Regions from separate parts of the Homo sapiens genome. Here region 1 is linked to region 2. A link is an interaction called in ENCODE POLR2A ChIA-PET data of the cell type or tissue named here. Cell type or tissue: endothelial cell of umbilical vein. All regions are shown on one strand.

Region 1 (4,000 bases), 300 kb before region 2:
ATGCAAGGCAGGGCAATAGAACAGAGTGGGCTCACTGTGTTCCAGTCCCAATCCCAGCTGTGTGGCCTTGATCAGATGACCAACCCTCTCCAAGCCCCCGTCTCATCATCTGTCCCAGCAGGGACACATATCCCTGGATGCACCTCCACAGGCCTGTGGTGAGGGTCAAGTGATTTGCTACCCACCACGGGCTGCCCCTGTGACACCTTACCAGCATCTGCTGGGCCATCTTCTTCCTTTCAGCCTGTAGCTGCTGGCCCCTGTCTTCCTCCTCCTCCAGGCGGGCCTCCATCTCATGCAGTATCTCCTCCAGCTCCTGCTTCTTGGCCGCCAGCCGCACCCGCATCTCCTCAGCCTCTGCATACAGCTCTGTCTCTGCCTGCAGCTGTTCCTGTAGCAGGTTCTTCTCCTCGGTCAGCTGCACGCAGGTGGTGGGGAGGAGGCGGGTGAGCCCCACGGGGCCAAGTCCTGTTCCCCAGCAACCCCAGCCATGCATCCATACAGGTACCTGCGAGTGCTTCTGTTCCAGCTCCTTAAGCTCATTCTCTGCCTTCTGCTGCCGCTCCTTGGTCTTCTGCAGTTCATCCTCCTTGGCCTGCATCTCCTCCTCCTGCCGTGTCACCTGCAGCAGTGGCTTCACCTGCACACACACGGTTAGCCCATCATTTGTTTTTGTGGCAAAGGGATATGTTGTCATAATAAATTCGATCAGTGGTTCCGAGCCAGGGACAATGTTGCCCCCACCGATCCCCACTAGGGGATATTGTCTGGAGACACTGCTGATTGTCACAGCTGGGGTGGGGGGTGCCTCTGGCATCCAGTGGGTAGAGGCCAGGGATACTGCTAAACACCCTACAGTGCACAGGACAGCCCCCACAACAGAATTAGTCACCCCAAAATATCAACAGTGGCAAGACTGAGGAGCTCTAAATCAGAGCACCAGAAAAGGTACAAAGTGAAAGGAAAAAGTCTCATCTTCCCCACTTTAGAACCATCCCAACAGAGAACTACTGCTGAAAAGTGATATTTCCTTCCAAGGACAAAAGGGAGAAAAAAAATCTTTCATATCCCACCCACCTCCCTATCAAAGTCATTATTAACATTGTTTACATTTCCTTCCTGGCTCTTTTTCTATGTTTAAAAAATAGACTTAAGACCATGCTGCCTAGTTGTAGAGGCTGCTTTTATTATTTAAAATTATATGATACAGACAGGAACAGTGATGCATGCCTGTAATCCCAGCATTTTGGGAGGCCGAGGCAAGCGCTTGAGCCCAGGAGTTTGGGACCAGCCTGGGCAACATCATGAGACCCCATCTCTACAAAAACAAGTAACCAGGCATGGTGGTGTGTGCCTGTAGTCCCAGCTAGTGAGGGGTCTGAGGCAGGAAGATCGCTTGAACCCTGCAGGCTGAGGCTGCAGTGAGCCACGATTGTGCCACTGCACTCCAGCCTGGGTGACACAGTGAGACCCTGTCTCCACAAATAAAATTTTTTTAAAAATTATAAGATATGTATTACCCCATGCTGTTACATCATTCTTACAACTTTACATAGCCATCTTTTAAGTTAATTTATTTATTTAGCGATGGTCTTGTTTTGTCACCCAGGCTGGAGTGCAGTGACACAATCATAGCTCACTGCAGCCTTGAACTCCTGGCCTCAAGCGATCCTCCCACCCCAGCTCCAGAGTAGCTGGGACTACAGGCACATGCCACAGTGTCCAACTAGACAGCTAGGTAGAAGTCTTTTTTTTTTTTTTTTTTAGCAGACCTATTCAGTAGCCAAAGCCATCATTTTAATAGCTGAAAACATTCCATTGATAGATGAACCATTATTGAACTCATCATTCAGCTAGGACTGGACACTGAAATTCTGCTATTGTAAATAAGGCCATAATGAATGCCCTTAACTCTTGATTTTCTTTTCTCTTTTTCAGGTGGAGTCTCGCCCTGTCACCCAGGCTGGAGTGCAGTGGCACGATCTCAGCTCACTGAAACCTCTGCCTCCTCGGTTCAAGTGATTCTCCTGCCTCAATCTCCTGAGTAGCTGGGATTACAGGTGCCCACCACCACACCTGGCTAATTTTTGTATTTTCAGTAGAGATAGGGTTTCGCCATGTTGGCCAGGCTGGTTTCGAACTCGTGAACCCAGGTGATCCTCCTGCCTTGGCCACCCAAAGTGCTGGGATTACAGGCATGAGCCACCACACCTGGCTAAGACGATTTTCTTAGGATAGTTTTTCAGAAGTTGGTTCAGTGGGGACGAACATTTCCAAAAAGCAGCATCTGCTGTCCTTCCCTGGGCTGCCTCCTAACTCTTTGTTTTCAAGCCCCTGCCTGGCACAAGGAAGCCCCTGCTATGTACTCCAGCAGCTTGCTTCATGCACTTATCACAGTTTGCCATTATGTATCTGTCTCTGTGATTATCTGTTTATTGTTTACTCCCCACCAATTCGGCTAGAATATTCATGGAGGTCAGGGACCATGGTGTGTGTTCACAGCTGCACCCCCAGCACCTAGCATGTGCCTGGGATACAGCAGGCACTCAATGTCTGTTTGCTTGGTGAAAAAGCCTTGCACCAGTGGATACACTCAAGGGCATATAAGGAGAAGCCTAGTCTATTGCAACAGAGCATGTCTTTGTGCCATGGGGACAATGCAACCAGTGCCACTACAGGAACCAGTTGAGTCCTCTGGAGGCCCTGACTCTGCCAGAAATAAAAAATAATATGCTATGGCCAGATGAGGTGGCTCATGCCTGTAATCCCAGCACTTTGGGAGCCTGAAGCAGGAGGGTTGCTTGAGGTCAGGAGTTCAAGACCAGCCTGGGTAACAGAGTGAGACTCCATTTCAAAAAATGCAAAAAGTAAAAAAAAAAAAACCTGCAGTATTGATACATGCAACAGTCTGGATGCTCTCTAATTCCATGTATAGAATATTTGTTTTATTTTTTTTTGAGACGGAGTCTCGCTCTGTCACCAGGCTGGAGTGCAGTACAGTGGCGCGATCTCAGCTCTCTGCAACCTCTGCCTCCCAGGTTCAAGTGATTCTCTTGCCTCAGCCTCCTGAGTAGCTGTGACTACAGGCGTTTGCCACCACGCCCAGCTAATTTTTGTACATTTAGTAGAGACAGGGTTTCACCATCTTGGCCAGGATGGTCTTGATTTCTTGACTTTGTGATCCACCCGCCTCGGCCTCCCAAAGTGCTGGGATTACAGCCGTGAGCCACCGTGCCTGGCCTTTTTTTTAAATAAAAAAAAAAAGAAAGAAGAGACAGAGTCTCAATCTTTCACCCAGGCTGGAGTGCAGGCATGATCTTGGCTCACTGCAACCTCTGTCTCCTGAGTTCAAGAGATTCTCCTGCCTTAGCCTCCTGAGTATCTGGGATTACAGGTGCCTGCCACCATACCCAGCTAATTTTTGTATTTTAAGTAGAGACAGGGTTTTGCCATGTTGGCCAGGCTGGTTTTGAACTCCTGACCGCAAGTGATCCGCCTGCCTCGGCCTCCCAAAGTGCTGGGATTACAGGCGTGAGCCGCCGCCCCCGGCAGCATTCTTGAACCATCAAAATTACAGAACTGGAGAACAGAGTGGTTTCCATGGCTACGGAGGAAGTGGGTGTGGCTATAAATGGGCCACACGAGGGATTCCAGTGCGGATGGAAATATTAATACTTTGTGTTAAGGTCCTGGCTATAGCCTATGTGCCAAAGGACAGGGCCTCCTCGGGCCAGAGAACCGCCAATGCTCAAGGTCTGAGTTCGAGCCCTCCATTCCACACCCACTTGCGACCACCTCCTGTCCCAAATGTGAAGGCTCCAGAGTGAAGAAGCAGGGCTGGGGGCCCCTGGGAAGGGGGCTGGGGCAGAGCACTCACTTTGGTGAAAAGCCTCCACCACTGCCAGTTCCGCAGCTTGAGGTAGGCGGCGCAGTTCCTCTGAATCACCTTCATGGCGGTCAGCTGCTGCTGCCTCTTGGCAAAAGCCCTAGGGAGGGGGGA
Region 2 (4,000 bases):
TGAGGGGGAGAAAGGGAGGAGATGAAGCAGGAGAAGGATTTGCAGGGGTCTCCTCTGAGAGTTAAGGTGGGATTCCAGGTGCAGTGAGAACACAGGCGCAGGTTTTCTGCAGGGCAGTGGTGTGACGTGAGTTCTGTTGTTTGTTTGTTTGTTTGTATGTATGTATGTATGTATGTATGTATGTATGTATGTATGTATTTTAGAGACAGGGTCTTGCTCTGTTGCTCAGGCTGGATGGCAGTGGCATGATAACAGCTCATTGCAGCCTGGAAATTCCGGGCTCAAGCAGTCCTCCCACCTCATCCTCCCAGAGTAGCTGGGATTACAGGTGCACACCACCATGCCTGGCTGATGAATTAATTAATTAATTTTATATTTTATATTTGTTTTTTTGAGATGGAATTTTGCTCTTGTTGCTTAGGCTGGAGTGCAGTGGTGCTGTCTTGGCTCACTGCAACCTCCACCCCCCGGGTTCAAGCGATTTTCCTGCCTCAGCCTCCGGAGTAGCTGGGATTACAGGAATGTACCACCATGCCCGGCTAATTGTGTATTTTTAGTAGAGATGGGGTTTCTCCATGTTGGTCAGTCTAGTGTCAAACTCCTGACATCAGGTGATCTGCCTGCCTCGGCCTCCCAAAGTGCTGGGATTACAGGTGTGAGCCACTGCGCCTGGCCTTTTTAAATTTATTTTATTTTATTATTATTATACTTTAAGTTTTAGGGTACATGTGCACAATGTGCAGGTTAGTTACATATGTATAGAGACAGGTCTCACTGTGTTGCCCAGGCTGGTCTCCAAGTCTTGGCTTCAAGCAGTCCTCCTGCCTCAGCCTCCCAAATAGCTGGGATTACAGGTGTGAGCCACCACACCCAGCTGAGTTCTGGTTCATAACAACCCAGGCTGTCCTGGGGAAGGTGGATATTTAGGGACAAGAGTGAAGGCAGGGAGACCAGGGTGGGAACCTCAAGGGCTGTCCATGAAGTCCCTTCATGCCTCACCGGGAGCCGCCATTGTATTTATTTATTTATTTTTTGAGACAGGGTGTCACTCTTTTGTCCAGGCTGGAGTGCAGTGGCACGATCTCGGCTCACTGCAACCTCCATCTCCTAGGCTGGAGTGATCCTCCCACCTCAGCTTCCCTAGTAGCTGGGACTACAGGCACGTGCCACCACACCTGGCTAATTTTTTTTTTTTTTTTTTGTAGAGATGATATCTCGCCATGTTGCCCAGGCTGTTCTCAAGCTCCTGAGCTCAAGCAGTCCACCTACCTTGGTCTCCCAAAGTGCTGGTATTACAGGCGTGAGCCACTGTGCCTGACTGGAGCCTCCATTTTTCACCCAGAGCATTTTCTGAGAATTCAGTGAGATATATGATATGATAAGCTGTGCCCTAGCCCTGAGTACATGCTGGGCAGGTTTTAATTGTACAAGTTTTATTTATTCATCTGTACACTTTGATCTTGCCAGGGAGGATGTGGTGAGAACTGGGTCTTGGGGCTTGAAAGCGGGCCACCTGAGAAGGGTCTGGCTCTGTGAGTACCTTGGTGTTTAGAGATCCTCAGCGTGGAGCCAGGGGATCATTTACTTGGGACATTGGTAGACGGATCGCTTGCTTTATTCCCAGAGGCATAAGCCAGATCTGGCACCTGTAACCCCTGTGAACCTGGAGAGAGTGAGAAGGAAAACCCTGTCCTAGGCTGGAATTTCCTGGTGTGGCCCCTTACACTCAGATCCCTTTTGTTAACCAGAGAAAGGAATGCAGCTCGTGCAGCTCTGGGCTGCTGGGTATCCTAGGCTCGGGGATCAGGTGATGGACGCCAGGGCTGGGGGCTCTGCATGGCTTCCTGGATCCTTTTACCACCTCTCTTCACCCATGAGTGACTCCTTCTCAAAAGTCAGGTGTGGCTGGGCATGGTGGCTCATGCCTGTAATTGCAGTACGTTGGGAGGCTGAGGCGGGAGGCTCACCTGAGTTCATGAGTTCGAGACCAGCCTGGCCAACATGGTGAATCCCTGTCTCTGCTAAAAATACAAAAATTAGCCGGGTGTGGTGGCGCTCACCTGTAATCCAGCTACAGGGGGGCTGAAGCATGAGAATTGCTTGAATTGTTTGGATTTAAAAACCCAGTGCTTCATTGGTTTGTGTGTAGTGGTTTTATGTTCTCTTTTGTGTATGGCCACTCAGAGCTTAGGGCCATTTTGGACTGTGGTTTCTGCTGGCATGAATGTGAAATGCTTCTGTGACTCTGGAAGAGTTTGGCAGTTTTTTTTTTTTTTTTTTTTAAGTTAGACACAGTGAACATACCACCAGTCACCCCCTTCCCAGGCATCCAGCCAACAGAGCTGAGAACATATGTTCATAAAAGGCTGGTACAGGAATGTTCTTAGCTACTTTGTGATAACCCAAACTGGAGGTAAGCCAGACATCTATTAGCAAGTGAACAGACAGATGCACCAGTTATGTACATCTGCACAACTGAATACTAAGTGATGTACAAGAACGAACTATTGGCCGGGCACAGTGGCTCATGCCCATAATCTCAGCACTTTGGGGGCCCAAGGCAGGCAGATCACTTGAGGTCAGGAGTTCAAGACCAGCTTGGCTAACATGGTGAAACCCTGTCTCTACTAAAAACATAAAAATTAGCTGGGTGTGGTAGCGCACACCTGTAATCCCAGCTACTCGGGAGGCTGAGGCAGGAGAATCGCTTGAACGCAGGAGGCGGAGGTTGCAGGGAGTCAGGATCGCACCATTGCACTCCAGCCTGTGTGATAGAGCAAGACTCCATCTCAAAAAAAAAAAAAAAAATCCCTATAAGATAAAGACTACTTTTTTGGTGACAGCTTTATTGAGATATTCATACACCGCACAATTCATGTATGCAGAACATACAATTCACTGATTTTTAGTGTGTTCACAGAGTTGTGCAGTCATCATCACAGTCAATTTTATTTATTTGCTTTTTAAGACAGAGTCTTGCTGTGGCGCTGAGGCTGGAGTGCAGTGGCACAACCTCGGCTCATTGCAACCCCCTCCTCCTCCTGAGTTCAAGCGATTCTCCTTTCTCACCCTCCCAAGTAGCTGGGATTACAGGCAACCGCCACCATGCCTGGCTAATTTTTTATATTTTTAGTAGAGACAAGGTTTTGCCATGTTGGTCAGGGTGTTCTCAAACTCCTGACCTCAAGTGATCCACCCGCCTCGACCTCCCGAAGTGCTGGCATTACAGGCATGAACCACTGCACCCAGTCAAAAAAAAAATTTTTTTTTAGAAATAGGGTCTTGCTGTGTTGCTCTGGCTGGCTGGACTGTTTTTTTTTTTTTTTTTTTTTCCACTGATGTATATATGCCTATCCCTTTACCTGTCTTGATGATTGTTGTTCTTTTTTTTGTTTTGTTTTTTTCTTTTTGAGACTGAGTCTTTTTGCCCAGGCTGGAGTGCAATGGTGTGGTCTCAGCTCACCACAACCTCCGCCTCCTGGGTTTAAGCGATTCTCCTGCCTCAGCCTCCCAAGTAGCTGGGATTATAGGTATGTGCCACCATGCCGGGCTGATTTTGTATTTTTAGTAGAGATGAGGTTTCTCCATGTTTGGTCAGGCTGGTCTTGAACCTGCCGACCTCAGGTGATCTGCCCACCTCGGCCTCCCATAGTGCTGGGATTACAGGCGTGAGCCACTGCGCCCAGCCTATTGTTGTTCTTTCTTTTTGAGATGGAGTTTTGCTCTGTCACCCAGGCTGGAGTGCAATGGCCTGATCTCCACTCACAGCAACCTCCACCTCCCAGGTTCAAGTAATTCTCCTGCCTCAGCCTCCCAAGTAGCTGGGATTACAGGCACCTGCCATCATGCCCGGCTAATTTTTGTATTTTTAGTAGAGATGGGGTTTCACTATGTTGGTCAGGCTGGTCTCAAACTCCTGACCCCAAGTGATCCAGCCACCTTGGCCTCCCAAAGTGCTGGGATTACAGGTGTGAACCACCACTCCTGGCCATGATTGTTA

What was found. Peaks named below come from ENCODE experiments on the same cell type or tissue, not always from the same donor. Only the 100,000 strongest peaks of a DNase experiment are listed, where the experiment ranks them.
Region 1: POLR2A ChIA-PET joins it to region 2 with 6 read pairs; 3 of 35 experiments call an interaction of 5 or more read pairs at or near these places.

What each region holds. Positions count from the first base shown.
Region 1 is chr16:15,741,252-15,745,251 of GRCh38, forward strand. It overlaps MYH11 (myosin heavy chain 11), which reads right to left. Exons shown (of 41, transcript NM_002474.3): 20 at 3,878-3,986; 21 at 509-640; 22 at 212-418. Among named protein-coding and RNA genes, the nearest start is that of NDE1, 93 kb to the left of the region's middle. In endothelial cell of umbilical vein, no CTCF peak of the experiment used is centred here; no DNase peak of the experiment used is centred here.
Region 2 is chr16:16,039,912-16,043,911 of GRCh38, forward strand. The region is part of intron 7 of ABCC1 (ATP binding cassette subfamily C member 1 (ABCC1 blood group)); the gene reads left to right. Among named protein-coding and RNA genes, the nearest start is that of ABCC1, 92 kb to the left of the region's middle. RefSeq lists a silencer at 1,441-1,735. In endothelial cell of umbilical vein, no CTCF peak of the experiment used is centred here; a DNase peak (open chromatin) is centred at 2,340.